Regions from separate parts of the Mus musculus genome. Here region 2 is linked to region 1. A link is a loop called in an ENCODE intact Hi-C map of the cell type or tissue named here. Cell type or tissue: left cerebral cortex. All regions are shown on one strand. Links, peaks and the distances in the headings refer to the core of each region. The heading gives the core; the rest is flanking DNA. Region 1 has its middle 16 kb from the start of Mep1a. Region 2 holds the start of Pla2g7 (phospholipase A2, group VII (platelet-activating factor acetylhydrolase, plasma)).

The links. A loop is a pair of places that touch in the nucleus more often than their neighbours do. Peaks named below come from ENCODE experiments on the same cell type or tissue, not always from the same donor. Only the 100,000 strongest peaks of a DNase experiment are listed, where the experiment ranks them.
Region 2: a loop joins it to region 1, with 2.2 times the contacts of the local background. A loop is called at or near these places in 1 of 42 quality-filtered maps.

The regions. Positions count from the first base shown.
Region 1 is chr17:43,516,161-43,520,550 of GRCm38, forward strand. No RefSeq gene overlaps it. Among named protein-coding and RNA genes, the nearest start is that of Mep1a, 16 kb to the left of the region's middle. In left cerebral cortex, for the core only: a CTCF peak has its summit at 2,612 (motif pointing right); a DNase peak (open chromatin) is centred at 2,637.
Region 2 is chr17:43,565,884-43,570,273 of GRCm38, forward strand. It overlaps Pla2g7 (phospholipase A2, group VII (platelet-activating factor acetylhydrolase, plasma)), which reads left to right and starts at 2,568. Exons shown (of 12, transcript NM_013737.5): 1 at 2,568-2,903. In left cerebral cortex, for the core only: no CTCF peak of the experiment used is centred there; DNase peaks (open chromatin) are centred at 1,930, 2,551 and 3,052; H3K4me3 peaks cover 1,251 bases; H3K27ac peaks cover 1,151 bases.

The DNA.
Region 1 (4,390 bases), core at 121-4,120:
GCTGTCCTTGAATGTCCCAACTTCAAAAACCAAACAAAAAACAGACAAACAGAAAATTAATGCGTAACTTTCTCTATTTTCACAATTCCGAGATGCTGCATGCAAAAACTGGAAAGCAAATTGAGAAAATGTTCACTTTATTCAAATCTCCACTGTTGGAATCCATATACACAGATAAGATAGTTTTTTCTCTCTGTTCACCTAAGAAGAAGAAGAAAAAAAAAAGCCTGCATTGCACTAGACTTGTAGCCTGGCTGAAAATGTTCTCCCATATTGATGTTCTTAGTCATTATGCTTTGCAGTGGTTAGCAATAATTTTCCTAAATGCATTTTCAGAGCTTATCTAACTGAGGCTGTGCTAGGCATACACAGGTTACTTCCATATGATCCTGTTTATTAGAGGTAATGCCCCCATGGATGCAGAACCTTGTATTTGTTTATGTTTGTTTGTTTGTATGTTTTTGCATGGGTGTGGGCTTCTTTAATAAACCTAGAAAGTGAGATGAGTCAGGCACATATGGGCGGGCATGGACTCTTTAAGGGATAATTACCTAGAATCATTTAATGCAGCTCACGGTTGACCAGTTGCGCTTTAGATGGAAAGTTACATTGCTTCTAAAGAACTCAAAAGCCTACGCCCTCTGGTAATGGTGGCTCCCAGGCCCTGACCCTAGTCTTGATGCACAGTGGGAAATCAAGTGGCCAATTCACCCTACTCTCTTCTGGCCCTTGCTACTGTTGGGTGTAGATCTGCACACTCACTCATCTTGTCACACCCTGTGAATAAGCGTATCCGAGAGCCATGGCCCAGACTTCAAAGAGAGCCAAACTTTAATAAACTTCACTCTGGAAAATGCACATTTGGAAGAGGGACTAAAAGCACTCCACTAGTCTCCAGGACCAGCTTTGCTGAAGGGAGGCTCCTAGGTCTGCTAGAGGACTGTGGGCTTCCCCAACAGGGTCCAAGCTTTGCTCTTTTGATGTCTAGGTAATGTTTTTGAGACACTCTCCTAACGTGTTCAGGCAGGTCTCACATTTGCTTCAAGTCAAGACTGGCTTTGAACTCCCAATTCTTTCACCTCTACCCTCTTGATACAAATACTCTGCTCTGTCAACCACTGAAACCTGGTTTTCATGTATATAACTCAAGGCATTCAGTCAGTACTGAAACCCCCGGCTCTATTCAAACCAAACGTGGGCTGGGAGTTCCAGTCATTTGTACAGAACCCTGCAGGCAAATTATAAGAAGGTACTGACTACCAGCCCCGCCCTTGCCCTTCCACCAGCCTGCTAACCTGCTTTGCTCTGTGTCTGCCTTCCAATGGTTGCAGTGAGTCCATGGGAGCTTCTTAAAACAATAGACTGACCTAAACCCGGATTAAGGTGTTGAGTCCATTCTACAGTGGCCCTGGCTTGTTTTAGAATGAAGCTAGGCTCAGGGACAATACCAGCCCTCTCAGCTGTGTCTCAGGCAAGGGTTGGGGGAACTTGCCCTGTATGAGATGGGATACAGTGGTGGTCACTCTTACAAGGACAATCTTCAGAAGAAGGAAAAACACTCTTCCAAATTGAAAGCTTACTTTCAGGACCCTACCAGGAACAACCATCTACTGCCTCTCCCTTACGCAGGTGTAGCAGCTCCCGGACCAGTTTCTGTGGGATTAGACCCCTAGCTCTCTGCATTATACACAAGCCTGGGGCTTCCTCCGGGAAGAGCTGCCTGGTGACTGTGCAGGTGTCAACTCCTGCTGATGCAGCTTCTTTGGGGCTCTGTAAGCCTGCACTTTCAAAGTGCACAATCGAAATGAACCTCATCATTTTTTTAGGTGAGTGTATGAGTTTGTGTTGGGCTATATCCATAGCTATCCTGGCCTGTAAGTTGGACACATCTTCAACTATCTGCTTCACATCCTCCCATAGCCCCTACCTCATTGCCATGGGTGCCGTCTGCCATCTGTCCTGTCAGATCTTAATCAGACTCCTACCGGTTCATGCAGGGTGGGGAGAACCATTAAGCATGGCAGAAGTAAGGTATCTTAAGCACTAGGTGTGTGTGTGTGTGTGTGTGTGTGTGTGTGTGCATGCATCTCTCTCTCTCTCTCTCTCTCTCTCTCTCTCTCTCTCTCTCTCTCTCTCTCTTTGGTTTTTTGAGACAGGGTTTCTCTGTGTAGCCTTGGCTGTCCTGGAACTCACTCTGTAGACCAGGCTGGCTTCGAACTTCGAAATTCACCTGCCTCTGCCTCCCAAGTGCTGGGATTAAAGGCGTGTACCACCACGCCCTGCTCGCGTGTTTCTCTTAATGTGTCTCTTTTTGTGGTGTTACAGGCGTTCATAATATCAATTCTGGCTTCATAAACGGATTCTGTTCCAAAGCAAAAGCCAAATTTCAGTAAGTTACGATGAGAAGACAGTCAACTTTTGATAGCGTTGGTTTTCTTAACTGTGAAATGGTAACACTCATAGTATTACTTTCAGATTCTTCGTTTTTCTACTGAAAAAAAAAGTATCGAGTAGTATTTTGTTTGCCTTTATAATACACTTCTAGAGATGCTGTGCTGAGTGTGGCGAGGCTGGGACATCTGGTAAGAAAGGTCCGTCTTTGATTTTGCATGTTCTCCACCAGAGGGCGCGCACATTCTAGTAAATTAAATACGACTCCGCTTTTCCCACAGATGTCATTTTCTCAGACGTGAGGGAAACCAGTACTGTGGCTATGAAGGAAGGTTAGTGCTGTCAACATGATGACACCTAGCGTCACCTTGAGGACAAGCCTCTCTCCATGCCTTTGGGGCATTACTTTGACGAAGTTAGTTGATATGGAAAAATCCAGCTTAGCTGTATGCACGACCATTCCCTGGATGGAGACCCTGGAGTCTGCAGAGGGGGAGAAGTGAGCTGGGCACACCGCAGCTCATTCCTCTTGCCTCTGACTGCAGATGTCATGTGACCAGTTACGTGACGCACCTGCTGCCTTGATCTGTTTGACGTGCTCTTCTGTACCTGAACTCTGAGCTAAACGAACTTTTTCTTCCTTAAGTAGTTTTGGTCAGGCAGTTTACCACAGCAGCAACAAGGAGGCTAAGGTATTACTGTGGGCACAGATTGTAAAAAATGAAACATTATTTTTTTAATAAATAAATAAATAATTCAGTAATTTCAAAAAATAATTCTTACTACAAATTGATTTTTCTTTTTTATTTTAATTTATCTCTGCGAGTGGATGAGCTTGTGATTTTGCTCACAGAACCGAAATGATAAAATATGGAACTAACGCTGAGGTTCCATCAGCACTGTAGCAAGCTCCTAGCTCCCTAACTCACCAACATCCTGCTTCCTAGCAGTGCTTCCTTATTCCATCTGTGTGGTCCACAAATCTTATAAAAGACACTTTGAAACATCACCTAAACTCAGGTGTGCAACCCACAACCCGCAGGCTTTATTTTGCTTATTTACTTGTTTTTTGAGAGATGGCCTCATGATGTAGCCTTAGTAGGAATGGAATTCTCTATGTAGACCAGGCTGGCTTTGAACTCATAGAGATCTTAAGCCTGCCTCTGACTCTGGGGTGCTGGGTTTAGAGGCATATGCCACCACCCACATGTAGCTAATTTTTTTTTTTAATTTTTAAAGTAATATACAGACCATTAGATATCATTGTGGTATTTTCAAAGGAAGTAAATGTGTTTTTGTAAATTCTTCCTCCCAAGCCTTCTCCCACCCCTCTGTTCCTCTTAATCCCCACCATGTATTCTCCCCCAGTCTCTTCTTTCGTGTCCAGGAATCCAGCTCAGGTCCAGATGCTGCACAGCAGGCACCTCTCTCCTGAGACATCTTCCCAGACAGTCCCCTGAGACGGAACTTTTAACAGCGTCAGTGATAGGAGTAAAACATCAGAGCAAGTTGCACTTTAGATCCATGTAAGTTGAAAAAAAAAAACCCGTGTCAAATGCACACTTGTACCATAAAATTAAGGGGACGCTTATACACACACTGTGTTACTAAATAAAATTTAATGTTGCAAATATTTCTGCATTTGTGTGGAACCATAATGATATTGTTTTGAACTCTCCGTAGTTAAATGTATTTTGGGGGACGGGCTCTCTTTTGCTTTGAAATTAGGAACTTCCCTTTTTATTGGTGTTTGAAATATCCCTTCCTCTCAGAAATGGTAGCCTTTTGTTATTGTTATTGTTGGCAAAAAAATGAATAGTTTGGCAATTCTGTTGACTCTCTCAACTCCTCTGGGAATTCGTGCTGTGGCCCAAAAGTTAAGTCTGGGAACCACTTACCTAAGAATGTGGTAATTCCAAAATATAGAATAGTCAGAGAATTAAATTCTATGTAGGTTACAGAGAGAAAGGAAGAAAGGAAGAGAGAGAGAGAGAGAGAG
Region 2 (4,390 bases), core at 187-4,186, 50 kb after region 1:
TGTCTGCATACCTTCCCTAGTCTCCTCCTTCATGGAGAAAACTGGCTACCACATCATCACCCCTTGTCTCCGTTTCTGGCAACCCACACAATAGTCACCACCCAGGGGTACGGTGTTTTGGCCATGTATGGGCTCCTAGCTGGCACGTCCTCACTCCTTACCTAAGCTCTATGAAACCCCTTCGCTTTAACCCAGCTTTTCAACTCCACTGAACTCCTCCTGTGACATCTGAGAACCAGCCTGGGAGCTGTCTCTCAATAAACCTGCCCTTATAGTCTTGATTCACCTTGAACTGGCATACTGAGTTGGCGGAGAAACCTATTAGTCATATTAACAGGCACTCATAACAAGGTTGCCGTAGGTGGTCATATAACCTTTTGAAACATAGGTAGGATTGCAAGATGGCTACAGACAACTTTTTGAAACAAAGGCATGGTTCATTGCTGGAGCAGGCATTACGGAACCATCTGTAGTTAAAGTTACGCTAGACCTGATGGGGGTGGGTTGGGGTGGAGAGCATTTCCACAATGCTCTGATTAAGCAAACTTTATTTAGACTGGCCAGTCAGTTGCCTCTCCCAAAATCGGAATTTCAGAGAGCAGATCCTTATCAGCTTTTGAGACCGCTATTATGGGGATAATTAGCTATTAGTGCCTAGACGAAGAGCAGCGGACTCAGGGCTCAAGGGTTTCTGTGGGGTAAAGTGTGATAAAAAACAGGTGGCAGGATATTGGGCTGCAAAAAAGAAGGCAATAAAAAGAAGTGGAAGAATAAATCATGTGAAAGAAGAGTCATCAGAGTATCTGGGAAGGCATATTTTCATAAGGCAAGAGGGCAGTCATAAACCAGGCGTGGTGACACACACTTTTAATCCCAGCACTCGGGAGGCAGAGGCAGGAGGATTTCTGAGTTTGAGGCCAGCCTGGTCTACAGAATAAGTTCCAGGACAGCCAGGGCTACACAGAGAAACCCTGTCTCGAAAAACCAAAACCAAAAGAAACAAACAAACAAAACCCAAAGAAGGCAGTCATAGTCACAGGTTCGGGAGTTTAGCAAGGCAAAAGAATGAACAAACATCATGGGATTGCAAGTTCAATGTAGACAGAAAAACATGGTTTGCAAGATACACTGGTCCTAGGGAACAGACACTTCTTGTAGGGAATGGAGACTTAATAACAATGTATAACAATGTGGCTCCTGTTTCCTTTTCACTGTTCCCGGTGGGGCACAGCCCAGTCTTTGAGAAGCAGAGGTTTAATCATAAACAGGAATGATCCTGGATTGTCTTTACTAAAATGGAGGCTGGCTGGTTCTTTAAGACCTCATGTGTACTAGGCAAGTGCCCTACCACTGATCAGTATTTTCAGGCCTCTATAAATATCCTATATTTACTTCTCAGTTATTGTGTTCGTCCGAAGAGGCTCTAGTAGACCTGAACATGGCAAACCTAGCTTTGTTAGGCCAGAGCCCTTCTCCTCTATCCCCTCTGCCTTGCTAAACTGTTAGATTACATTTCTAAAGCTAGACACCAAGGTCTCCTTCTTACTCTCCCTTGATCCTGCAGAAAATTATTGTTTTAAACTCATAAAGACTAAGTGAGAACTTAACCTAATCCAAAATAATCAAAAGTATAATACTGTAATACAACAGATAAATTTCAACCTAATTTCCCTAAAGTTTCTAAACAGCTTTAGATGAATGATCGGAAGATGGGTTTGAGGAGAAAACCTTTTTGCCGGGGAGATACAACACACATGTTAATGCACCCCAGAAAGGGAACCCAGACTGATCCATAGAACAATTTCCCCAGTGTCTAGCTTGGTGAACCAGTGAGTTCGTCAGGATTGGGGTTCCTAACAGAAGTATGGATGAAGGGGTACTCATAGGAGCAACTGCGTCACTCCCACACAGCACCACAGCTCCGTGGGTGCGAGCGATGACTCATTAAAGCCGCAATCCTGGAGCTCTCTGCACTTTTGTATACATCCTGGCAATCCAAATCTCTCCTTTGTTCTTCAGTCCTTAGAATCTCCAACCCCCCACCCCGCCCCCACCCCCGCCCCGCCCCCCGTTGTTTACACTTTTTATACCGCTGAGAAAGAGCCCTCAAGAATCTTCCAAATTTCTGCTCCTATAGAGAACCTTTCACATCTCCACCTCCACCCCCACGCCCTTGGAGAGGATGTTTGTATTTGCATGGAAATGTTTTTACAGCAATCATTAATAGCCTAGTCAGACTGAGCTATGAGACGGACTCTTCAATCACTCTGTTCCTCATAATCGCAAAGTAAGAAAGCTGGGTAGGGGCAGGCCTTCTAGTCTGGAACGTAATCTCCTCAAGAGGTGAAGCGGGATTCTGGGTACAAAGTAGCAAAATACGAGCTGCGCGGAACCTTTTAGATTCTCGACTAGTGTTCAGTGATTCCGTGAACTTTGCGGATATGGAGAACAGAACGGGGCTAGAAAGATAGGCTTGGGGATGGGCACAGCTCGTCGCGAGCCTGATGAGAATCGGGTGTCAGACTAGGAAACTAAGAGCCCATCATCACCCTCCCCGCCCCCCAGGCACAGTCAGGATCCACGCATGGGCGCTCGAAGAGGTCCAAGTGGTGGCTGTCCCTGGAGCTAGTGTTGTGTGAGCCTGAGTCGCAGCAGCTTGGAGCTGTCAGGAGGCTGGGCCACACGCTCCTCCCCTGTCCCTCTTGCACAGCAACCGGAGGAGGGGAGGGTCGAGCCTAAAGGTAGATTTTACGAGGAGGCTGTATGCTCAACCCACCTCTGAGTTATTCTATCCCCGGGGGTAAAAAGACTGTCTGGAAGCCTGCCGTGCTAGGATCTGACTCGCTCTGGTGGCATTGCTGCGCTCAGGGTTCTGGGTATCCGGGAGTCAGTGCAGTGACCAGGTAAGAAGCCCAAGGGCAGGGAAGGGCTTGTGATGGTGTCAGTGGGCTACTGCGGGGACGTGGGAGCGTGGTCCTCAAGGTGGGTGGGCTGGAACCACAACGTTCAAGTGTTTGGCTCAGGACTCACCTCGGAGCTCCCCAGAAACTGGCTCCAGAATTGTTGCGTGGAGGGGAGGGGTTGCTTCTGAGAAAGCCACCCTAAGAATTCAGAATTGAGGGGGCGGAAGCTGAACCCAGTGCAGCAGGGAAATGTGGTGTTCTTAGATCTCATCCTGGGACGTCCTTACAAGGAATATCCCAGATCTTCCCAGGTCTAAGAAGTTTGAAAACTGAATTATAAAAATAAAGCAATGCTGCTCTTTCTTGGGGCATCCGGCTGCTGGCCAGATGAAATGACCTTTAAGGCTGGATTTTTACAAAGCAAAGTAAGCTAAATAAATTAATTAATTAAAATTAAAATTAAAAAAAAATAAAAAAAGAACATGGTCCTCGATTGGGGCTTCCATTCTATCCCATGGGAATCACTTCAGGGTCGTGGGAAGGAAAAGAGGAAGGAAGGAAGGAAGGAAGGAAGGAAGGAAGGAAGGAAGGAAGGAAGGAAGGGAGGGAGGGAGGGAGGCAGGCAGGCTCTTACTCGCATGGTGTTGTCACCTCTAAAAGGCACGCAATCTGATTTGGGTGGATTACATTTGACCCAAATAAGATTGCTGAGTTGGGAGGCGCGCGCGTGTGTGTGTGTGTGTGTGTGTGTGTGTGTGTGTGTGTGTGTGTTCCCTGAAGCAAGAGGGCTGGTAAGCAAATTTTGAAGTCACATTGACCTGGGTCAAAACAAAGAGAAGGTCTGGAGGGTACTGGAGAACTGTCAGCACCCAGGCAGGTTTTTCTTACTGAAGGGACCCTAGTAACCTTATAGAAGAGATGGCTTACTGATGGAGAGTCCTGAGAATGGCAGCTTCATCTCCTTGCCATGGGGAGTTGGAGTTGTTTCCCTTCCTCAGGCATTTGTACACAGAACCTGTCCCTCACTGATACCATCCTTGTACTGATATCATGGGTTGGCATTCCAGGCTGGCGCTGACCCCAGTCACCCTGAAGCTGAAGGCTCAACATTCTGAGCCTCTGAGAGCTTCCGAGGAGGGACTTTAAAGAGCCTCAGGTACTCACTAAGCAATTGAGGATTCCCCTGTGAGGTGTGAAGGGCTGGTCCAGGATTCCCTCACAGCCAGGGAGTGTCTGCTCATGAGTCATAAAGAACACCTAGGGAATCTAACTAACCGCCCCTCCCCCACTCTGTTTGTAAACAAACAACTCAGCATCTCTTTGAGATGGCCTCAGCATACTGCCTTAAGCAAAGGGCCAGTGGGGTACTTAGAATGGGGGTCCTTGGGAAGGACTCCTTCAAGGGGGACCTTCCTGTTCTTATTTCTTTGTTCTTCTGAGGAATTTGCTGTACAGCTGAGAAGGACCTTGGGCTGCCTTTATCTCCT